Regions from separate parts of the Homo sapiens genome. Here region 1 is linked to region 2. A link is a loop called in an ENCODE intact Hi-C map of the cell type or tissue named here. Cell type or tissue: gastrocnemius medialis. All regions are shown on one strand. Each heading gives the region's core, and the rest is flanking DNA. Links, peaks and the distances in the headings are about the cores only.

Region 1 (5,389 bases), core at 140-5,139, 120 kb before region 2:
CTTAGCCAATGGAGCTTGTGACCCAGTTGTGGGAGTGGAGTTGAGTTCTCTTTTATTTCTTTAAGTGATTTTTAAAAATGCACTGGAGCATGTGACCATTTCTTTTTTCTTTTTTTTTTCTGAACAACTAAAATTTTATGATAATGATTAATATCACCTCTAATATTTTGGGAACCTGATCAAGGCCTGAAGCAGTTTTTCTGGCCTAGGATTGTTGTACTATCACATTCAATACAGGTTTATTGATGAAGGCTAGCTAGGGACACAGGGCACATTTGGAGGTCCTCATAAAATCTCTATTAGCTCCTAAAGGACACTCTGAATTTTTTTTAAATGACATTTTGTGATGTAAACAATAATTTCTCAATCTTATTTAAAATGTTGGGGAGGAAAACTGTCTCTAGCCTTTGCCGTTTATTTTGTAACATACAATTTGTGCCATTATAAGACAGGCCCCCTAAGTACTACTTGCAGAGAAGGAAAATAAATATTTGCAAGCTTGGAAAGAACAACAATAACAGATGCATGTCCAGGGTATAACTCTTCCCGGGGCTCCACAAAGGCTGGCAGATGAGGTCTTGACATAAGTTTCTAGGCAAGATGGGGAAAGAAGGAGACGGACCCAAGCAGAAAAGATCATGTTCAAAGGCATCACTGTGTGAAAGAGAACCTTCAGGAAAATGCAGGCTGCTTAATTGAAAATAGGTGAAGACAAGCTAGAGAAGCAGGCTTCAGCTACATCACAGGCTAAGGAATTTGACTCTATTGTAGACCAAGAGTATCAAAGTGACCTCAGAAAGTTTTCCCAGGCCAGTGCAGCTGTTTTAAAATAATTTTTGATTTGAATAACTTCAGGTAGGACAGATCTTCTCCAGGTCCATACAACTTCCTTCTTGGCCATATTAAACCCCATGGCTTCACACATTTGAGTGCCTGGTAGTGAAGGCATTTGAGATCTTCTCAAGAATATGCTAGGTAGATAATGGAGAACTGTGGAAAGACTGGCATAGGCCAGAGGCATGATCAGATTTGCAGTGTAGACAGATCATTCAGGCAGTGAGGTGGAAATTAGATTTTGTGACAGTTGGCAGCACAACAAGAAGGAAGGGCTAGTCAGAAAGATATTAGGATGATAGTGTCCTAACTAGGAACTGGAACTAATCATATGTGGAAGATGAAGAAGGAGGAGGTCTAAAGGGCTTCTAAGTTCTCGCTCTTGTAAAGGGGTCACTGGTTATTATACACCCAGCAGCCTGTGTTATACACTGGTTGTTATACGTCTTTGCAAAAGACATAGCAGGTTGGAGGCAAGGAAGGGATGTTGAGTTCAGTTCAGGGATGTTAGACCAGGTAATTGTGATGGCCCTGTGGGACGTTTTTGTCTAGCTATCCAGTAGACTAGAGATACAGATCCGTGGACATATGTCTTCCTCTCTGCACCAGATCCAGGCCAGGTTGTTGGAGGTGAGTTTCTTTTGGCACTGTTCATCCATTAGTTTCTTTGGCTATATCCCAAGGGAAAACTAGATTTCAGTTCTCACTTATTCCCACCTACTTCAGTTCTCAATTTGTATCCATCCTGCAGGAGTTTATTATTATTATTATTATTATTATTATTATTATTATTATTATTTTGAGATGAAGTCTCGCTCTGTCACCTAGGCTGGAGTGCAGTGGCACGATCTTGGCTCACTGCAACCTCTGCCTCCCGGGTTCAAACTATTCTTCCACCTCAGCCTCCCGAGTAGCTGGGATTACAGGCCCACGCCACCATGACTGGCTAATTTTTGTATTTTTAGTAGAGATGGGGTTTTGCCATGTTGCCCAGGCTGGTCTCAAACTTCTGACCTCAAGTGATCCGCCCACCTTGGCCCCCCAAAGTGCTGGTATAACAGATGTGAGCCACGATGCTGGGCTGCATCCTGCAGGAGTTTAGAGAAGTGTAATGACGTTTCATCTGCTTTTTACTATTCCTCCTCTCTCCCATCCTTCAACCAACTGCCCATAGTTGTTTGCACTATTATTGTCAGGAGGTAATTGTGCCTGCATCGTTAACCACCCAGCAGCCTGTGCTGAGATCTGTGGGCTGCATGTGAACATGAGCTGCCATCAGCATGAGGTGGCAGACACCCAGTCTTGGCTGTGAGCACACCTGGCACAGAAGGCTTCTCTGTCACATGAAGACCAGCTGACTTATCTGTAATAAGCCTGCTGGAGGTGGTGGAGCTCAGACCAGGCTGCTTGTGGGTTTGGAACTAATGGCAAAACCATTCTTAGAAGCTTGGCAGGACACATGCAAAGAAACAGCTACTTCTCAGCCCATAAAGTATTTGCATTACCTTCAGGAATTTGAAGCTTTTTACTCTGGACCTGAGAGGGGTTTGGGCACCAGAAATAAAATCTACTTCAAGCATGCCTCCAAATGATAAAATTCTTGATTTAATTTTGGCATTTTGAGCTGTTTGAAAGAGTAAAACAAATGGCCGGAAGTGCCTATGGTGAAAGACCTCCACAAGGGGTGGGACGCCATTGGTATCCTTCCAAGGAATTTCAAGCAAGTCGGTGATGCACTGGGTAATCTTCACAGTACCCTTTAATGCGGTGTTAGGAAATATTCAGATTAAGAGCAAGAGAGGCTCACTGAAACACATTTGGATACATTTGCATTTTGTGTTTAATTGTTATGATTAAATTATTACAACATTTGTTGAGACAAGTGGGGAAAAAAAAGAGTTTAAAAATGCCCATAATCCCACTACCTCTAAATCCTTTCTGCTATAGTTTAAATGTGTTCCCCAAAGTCCACGGGTTAGAAACTTGATGGTGATGGGGCCTAATGGAGGAATTTAGTCATGGGGGTGGATCCATCACAAACAGATTAAAGCCATTATTACATTATTGCATGAGTGGGTCCCTTATAAAAGGATGAGTTTGGTCTCCTCTTGCTGTCTTGCTCATTCTCCCTCTCTCTCCCCACACCCGTTCTCTATCACTTTTCTGCCATGTGATGCCTTTTGCTGTGTTATGATGCAGCAAAAAGGTCTTTGCCAGATACTGGCAGAACTGTGAGCCAATACATTTCTGTTTATTGTAAATTACCCAGTCTGTGATATTCTGTTATAGTAGCACAGAATGGACTAAGACAGTCTCCAAATCCTTTTCTGTCTGTACAAATAGAAACCGTTGTTTTTATTATAAACTTAAGATCATGTTGTACATTTGAGGATTTTGTTTCTTATTAAAATTGAGGTATCACTCACATGAAATGAAATATATAGATGCTAACTGACCATTTTGATGAATTCTGACAAATGTCCACCTACTCTGTGCTTCCCACCCCCCCACAAGCCATATGGCAAGAATATCATCTTAGAGCATTTCCATCACTCCAGAAAGTTCCTTTACTTCTTTCCAAATCAGCCTCTGCTCTACCCAGTTTCCCTGCACCATTGTTTAGATTTCTATCACTGCAGATTGGCTTTGCCTGATCTTGACCTTCATATAAATAGAAACATACAGTTACATAGAGTTTTGTAATCTGTTTTTTAAATCTAGTAACCTATGTGAACAGTTCCCATTTCAATAATATTTATCCACAGCATCACTTTCAATGGAAAAATAATACTGCTTTTGATGCATGCACTGTACCACATTTGTTTATTTAACCAATTCCTATTGATGGAAATTCTGATTTCCTTTATTCTCTCCCTCCCCCTCTAACCTTCCTTCCTTCCATCTTATTACAAATAACCCTGTTATTAATATCATTATAGGTAAGCCTTTGCACATAAAGCTTAATTGTTTTTGTAGTTTACATTCGTAGAAGTGAAATTGCTATGTCCAAAAAATGCACTTTTTTTTTTCCTTTGAGATGGAATTTCACTCTGTCACCCAGGCTGGAGTGCAGTGATCTCGGCTCATTGCAACCTCCATTTCCTGGGTTCAAGCGATTCTCCTGCCTCGGCCTCCGGAGTAGCTGAGATTAGAGGCACGTGCCACCACACCTGGCTAAGGCTAATTTTTGTATTTTCAGTAGAGACAGGGTTTCACCTTGTTGGCCAGGCTGGTCTCGAACTCCTGACCTCAGGTGATCTATCCACCTCAGCCTCCCAAAGTGCTGGGATTACAGGTGTGAGCCACTGCACCCAGCCAAAAATGCACTTTTTAAGGGATTTTGCTAAATGACCTCTAGAAAGACTGCCTTAGTTTATTTCTTAATATTATCAAAACACCATATAAGCTTGTTTTCTCACACCATGACCAACATTGCGAATTGGGGTGGGGTGGGGGGAGTCTTTGATCTCAGTCAATTTCATTGTTTATAACATGGTATCTCATTTTAATCTGTTATCACTCAGGTTATTAATGAAGTTGTACATTTTTTCTTCTGAGGAAAATTTTATTTTCTCATTTTACAGTGGAAAAAATGGTCTTTTATTTAAAAAAAACAAACTTACCAAATGATCAATAAACTGTTCATGGAAAAAAACTGATCCTATTAAGGATAGGAGGATAAAAAATAAACAATGTAAAAAACCACAAGCTGAACTTTCTGTCTCTGTTATTTTTAGCCAATGGCCTTATTGTATAATCTTGATTTTTGAATAGTGTTTGTTTTTTAGGCAATGCTTTTATTTTCAATTACTTCTAGAAAGGTTTTGCTTTTGCTTTAGGGGAAAAGTAAATTCAGTTTTGGATGACCAGGTTTTTAAATAAAAATGCATCCACTGAAGACATCTTTAAAATAAACATATCTTTGATATTTTAAGAAAGATTAAAGGAGAGCTGAATAGCCAGTGTCCAAGCAGCCACTTGCTTTTGGCCTTGTAGTCCAGCAACAAAGTTACTAAGTAAGGTTTGAAAACATTCCAGTCTTTTGTGTCAAATCCTTGGCTAGGCTGATACCATCTTCCTAGTACATGGTCATTTAATTTCAAACTGTAGTTATCATCAACAACATGTATACATACAATGAGGTCTATATTGTGTAACTTTTTTTTTTTTTTTTTAAGATGGAATCTCTGTCGCCCAGGCTGGAGTGCAGTGGCACCATCTCGGCTCACTGCAAGCTCTGCCTCCCGGGTTCACCCCATTCTCCTGCCTCAGCCTCCCAACTAGCTGGGACTACAGGCACCCGCCACCACGCCTGGCTAATTTTTTGTATTTTTAGTAGAGATGGGGTTTCACCGTGTTAGCCAGGATAGTCTCGATCTCCTGACCTCATGATCCGCCTGCCTCGGCCTCCCAAAGTGCTGGGATTACAAGCATGAGCCACCGCACCCAGCCATTGTCTAACATTTTTAAGAGAATCGTTGGTGTTTTAGTTGTAGCTCAGTTGAACTTGAGATAGCTCAGTTCCTTATTTGTAGAATTGTGGGCATTGATTAAA
Region 2 (5,389 bases), core at 190-5,189:
AGTAGTATCCTTTTGATCCCTGACTGCAAAATACTCAGCTTGGCGCTAACTTAGCTTCTTCCCCTATATACCGTGTCTCTCTCTCTCTCTTTCCCCATGTTGTAGCTATTAAGCACAAATTGAGGACCATGTGATCCTTCATCCTGAGTCAAAAGCCTTTCAAGCTCCCACCCTGAGCCATCCAAGATTCCTTAACTTTCTTTCAGCCTCTATAAAAATCAATTATTGTTCTGTTTTATATACGTACACTGAACCTCTCAACAACAGCTTGATTCAGCAGAACGCTCTGGTCTTAAACTTTTCAGTGAAGCAGTGAGTGGTGAAAGCTTTAGTGTAGCTACTGAACTGATCCTGACAGCAATAAAGGAGAAAAAAAAAGTTTGCTTCCGGAATTGTTAAGAAATGTTTTGCATTGCACAATATCTGAACCAGGAGGGCAGCTCATCAGCTGAACATATTGCCACAGAAGTGCTTCCTCCTGAAGTGGGAGGGGTTGAAAGACAAGAAGGGTCACAGGTAGGAGCTGACAAAGCTGGCAGGCAAAAGCAGCAGAACATTGAACAGAAAGGCACTGAGAATCTCTGGATCTGAAAAGTGATCAGCAGGGTAAAGGATGGCCAAGGACAGAATCCAGTCTTCCTCTTGACCACAGTGCAGCTGTTCTTTTTCTGCTCCATGAATTTGCTAAGGGGGGAAAAAGCAACCCCTGGCCTGTCTACTGTCAAGGACAGTGAAATATGCTGGGTCATGACCAAGTTGTTTCTTAGCTTCCCAGAGCTTCTAACCACTAGACAGCACTATCTCTAGTCCTTGCCGGTAAAATCAAAATTCAGTGCTCTACAGAAGGCAGCATGGTGTAGAGGAGTGCCTCCCAAACTTTAGTCTGCATGGGAATCACCTGGAGTCCTGTTAAAATAGAGATGACTGGGCCCCATGCCAGACTTTCAGATTTAGTAGATCTGGAGTGGGGCCAAGAATTTGCATTTCTAACAAGTTTCCCAGTTGTTACAGATGTTGCTGGTCTGGGAACTATGCTCTGAGAGCCTGTGGTCTAGAGGAGAAACACGGACTTGGGAGTAGACAGACATGGGTTCTGGTACCAGTTCTTCCACTTCCGGTGTGCCTTTGAGAGAGCTGCTTCTTTGAGCTTTGGTTTTCTCATCTGACAGGACAGATAATGGCAGACAATGGTAGTGTGGTTAGATGCATGGACTGTGACTGTGTTCCGATCTGGCTCTGCTACTGTCTATGTGACCTTACACAAATTATTTTCACCTCTTTATCCTTCTATTTGCTCATTTATAGAGTGGGGGTAATAGCAGCATCTACCACGTAGAGTTGCCTTGAGCCTTGAGAGAGTGAGACTATGTAAAGCATTTACAACAGTGCATGGTACATGGGAAACACTAGATAAACATTTGCTATTATGATTTTTTTGCACTTGTTAGAATTACATGGAATAAAGCATGTAAAGTGTCTTATGTGACATCAGACGCATAGAAAGTGTCTAGTAAATGTCAATTTCCTCTCCTTTACCCAAAACAAGCAAGTCAGAGTGCTGACCAAAACAATGTCCTTTAAGTGGAGATCTTAGCAGAAGGGTACAGTCAAGAAAGATAACAGCATGAGGATTTTAGCTGTTAGTGGGGCAGAGTATGTCAGATGCCACCTCTTTGTAAACTGAGGGGTCCATGCCAGCAGGGCCTTCCTTTGAGCAAAGATCAGCAACTTGGACCATTTGGACAACTTCTGCCTGGTGTTCACAGATGTGGGAAAGGTTTAAGGAACTCCTGGCAGTATATTGAAAGACCAGCATTCCCTTTGGGGAGAAGGGCTGGAATTAGCTAAGCATAGCTCAGGGCACACAGGCATCCTCATTTAAAGGCTGGCAGGACTCAGGCTAATTCATTTCCTTCATTTTCCCCTGCCCACAGATCAAGGCAGCCCTAAAATTACCACGGAGCTGATTGCTGAGGGCTAAGACAGCTGTGGTCATTTATCTTCCTTTCTGACCATGTTCTCTGGAAATGGCCTGTGAATAAACGGCAGGATGGAAGGTTAGATAAAACTGTCCATCATCCCTGTTGTATCCAGTGAGAATCTAGGGAGTTACTGTAGGACAAAGCATCTATATACATTTTGCGTAGGCTATATATTAATAACTCCCTCTTGGATATTTTTGATACCCAGTAGTATACCCTAAAGGCCCTGAGAAGTCCCACAGTGAAGAAATGATGCTTTTTATTCTTAACTCATCAGTCTTCAAATTGTTTGACCATGGAAACGTTTTTTCATTTAGACAAATAATTCCTCTTAACATACGGTAGCAAATGCTGGACCAGGCAGAAATTTAAATGTCCAGATGTGGAATTGTTTAAACAGTGAGGGCCTCTGACCTCTAGGGGGAAATAGATTAAGTTTCCAGATGCTTTAGTTTTAGCTTAGATTAAGCCATATATCAGTTTCCAAATGTTTTAGCTTATTGCTCGATCCATACTAAGTACTTGTCAAATGCTGGCTCTCCAAATATCACCAACACAACCTGCTGATAAGTCAAAGCTATCTGTATTGTTTATTGTGGTAGGGAAGATCACCTCCTAGGCAGAGCTTTGGTAATATCTCTGAGGGGAAAAAAGCAAGGTTGTATTTTATTATTTAAAAAATTATTTTATGCCTTCCGATCAGTGGTGAATTAAAAAATATGTTTTATTGGGAGTTTGGTTTAAGGTGATCTTTCGGTAAGGGAGCTTGATGAAGATTGAATAAGGATAATAACACAACAGTGTAGAATTGGAAACAGCAAGGAAAGGATTTTGAGTTGAGGGATTTGAAGATCCTTAGGGTGTTAACCGTCTGCTGGTACTTCCTGTTGAAGAGTGAAGGATCTTTTTGGGAAGTTTCTGTAATGAATAATCAAATTATTTGCTTAGGCTAGAATCTCCTGGAATAGTAAAGTTATGCTAATGAAGACAGTGGAGTAGTAAACTTACGTTAATGTAGGAAAGAAAGTGTATGTATGTGTGTGAGTGAGTGTGTGAGTGTGTGTGTGTGTTGAGAGGGAGAGAGTTAGAGAGACAGGTCAAGTCCTTAGTTCCCAAGCTGTGTATATGGGATAGATGGTTTTCATTCTCATCCTTAATTCCTGAACTTATTATATGGATGTTGCATGCTTATGTATTTTATTTTAGTTGTTTCTGCCAGGCTAGACTGAAGTGGGATATAACCTGAGGATGTTACATGTGTGTTGACTGTAGTCTACGTCACTGTTGAGTTTCCACTGTGTGTCAATGCCAAGACCACCACCACTTCCCTTGAATGTGTATTGTGTCAATGCTTGCAGATAAACTCACATTATCCAGAGCTGTGAAACTTCTCTTAAGAATGCTGTCATCTGGGGACATATCAGCAAGAATGATGTCCATTCCTTTGTTGGATTGTAGTATATTTTGGGGCAAGGAACTTCAACTTGGAAATGATGAAGTGGGCCATTGTTTGTTTGCTGAGGATAGAGCCTCCTAGAAGTAGTGAATCCCTTGGTAATGACCATGATGAGGAATGCATTGATGTGGACTGCTTTCCATTTACTGAGGAAGTTCATATGGCTTTAATGTCTTCCTTATTTTACAAAAACAAAATAAAGAATGTCACTGATCACTCAAGTTTTATATGACATTTTTGAAGAAAATGATGAATTTGGTCTTCACAGGATCAAAGTATAGAATGAATTACAGGTTCAATAATAAAATTGAACTGATATCTTTGATAACAATAAATTTATATTCCATGAATTAAATGAGTTAAAAAAATAAAATCTTTAATCCCAATCTCTGATGTCATATGACCAACTCAGGAAATATTTTCTGTGAAATTATTTTACCTTTTCCTTTGGAGAACTACTTTTATCTCCAGGTTATTTAATCCTATTTGGAAAAAAGAAAAATTCTGGGCTAATGGCACAATTACTTTGAAAACAGAGGAATGTTGCTACCTTACGTACTATCAAACCTCTTCTGTTACAAGTTGATATGATTCTATTGCAAAAATAAAAAAGATGTGTCTAAGATCTTGGATAGTACAATTTTAATATTGACTTTAATAATCAAATACTAGTTGAGTGAAACCAGGCCTAATTGTTTAGATGGCAGGAACTACCTGAATTCATGAGAAATCTGAAATGCAAACTATATTTTAAGGACAAAGGATGTACAGTAAGTGAAGATAGTTCAGCTCAATAATATACATTTATTGAAGTCCACACCAATTGCAGCATTATGCTAGATCCTGGGAATTCAAAAATCAGTATGAGCTAGTCCCTGTCCTTGATCTCATTATCTAGAATGGGAGAATGAAGGGAAAAGATGTAAGTCAGAATATAGTAGGTGCTATGATATGGCACAGAATGCTGGGGGTCAGTTGAAGGCTTCTAGAAGAGATGATGTATTAGTTATGTATCACTGCATAACAGTGACCCCAAACTTAGTGGATTTGAACAATACACATTTGTTATCTCATATTGTTTTTAAGGGCTCGAAAGTCTGGAGGTGGCTTAGCTAGGTTGATATGATTTGTCTGTGTCCCCATCCAAATCTCATCTTGAACTGTAGCTCCCATAATCCCCACATGTTGTAGGAAGGACCTGGTGGGAGGTAATTAAATCATGGAGGCAGGTTTTCCCATGCTGTTCTTATGATAGAGAATAAGTCTCACTAGATCTGATGGTTTTATAAATGGCAATTCCCCTACACACGCTCTCTTGCCTGCCACCATGTAAGATGTGCCTTTGCTCCTCCTTTGCCTTCCACCATGATTGTGAGGCCTTCCCAGCCATGTGGAACTGTGAGTTCGTTAAACTTTTTTTGCCTTATAAATTACCCAGTCTCAGGTATTTCTTCATAGCAGTATGAAAATGGACTAATACATGAGTAGTTCTAGCTCAGGGTCTCTCCTGGGTTGTGCCCATCTGAAGGCTTGACTGGGGAAGGATCCACTTTCAAGATGGCCCGTTCACATGGCTGTTGGTAGGTGGCCTCAGTTCTTCACTATAGGGGCCTTTCCATAGAGCTACTCACAACATGGCAGCTAACTTATCCCACCTGAGTTAGGGATCTTATTGTGAAAGTGAGAAAGGCAAAAGTCACAATTTCTTATAACTTAGTCTCAGAAGTGGCATTCCATTGATTGTACAGATCAACCCTGATACCATATGGGAGAGGACCATACAAGGGTGTGAATACCAGGAGGCAGGGATTGTTGGCGGCCATCTTGGAGGCTGGCTACCAGAGATACTTCCTAAACCTAGTAGAAATTCCTAGGAAATATGACTTGACAAATTATTATATTATTATTTTAAATGTTTTAATTAACTGATAATCTTAGCTGATAATTTTAA

What was found. A loop is a pair of places that touch in the nucleus more often than their neighbours do. Peaks named below come from ENCODE experiments on the same cell type or tissue, not always from the same donor. Only the 100,000 strongest peaks of a DNase experiment are listed, where the experiment ranks them.
Region 1: a loop joins it to region 2, with 2.6 times the contacts of the local background. A loop is called at or near these places in 16 of 110 quality-filtered maps.

Annotation. Positions count from the first base shown.
Region 1 is chr12:93,358,512-93,363,900 of GRCh38, reverse strand. The region is part of intron 1 of LOC643339 (a long non-coding RNA gene); the gene reads left to right. Among named protein-coding and RNA genes, the nearest start is that of NUDT4, 17 kb to the left of the region's middle. In gastrocnemius medialis, for the core only: no CTCF peak of the experiment used is centred there; a DNase peak (open chromatin) is centred at 2,150; H3K27ac peaks cover 2,093 bases.
Region 2 is chr12:93,239,368-93,244,756 of GRCh38, reverse strand. All of the region lies in intron 2 of LOC643339 (a long non-coding RNA gene), which reads left to right. Among named protein-coding and RNA genes, the nearest start is that of LINC02412, 68 kb to the right of the region's middle. RefSeq lists an enhancer at 796-1,055. In gastrocnemius medialis, for the core only: a CTCF peak has its summit at 2,410 (motif pointing right); a DNase peak (open chromatin) is centred at 486; H3K27ac peaks cover 777 bases.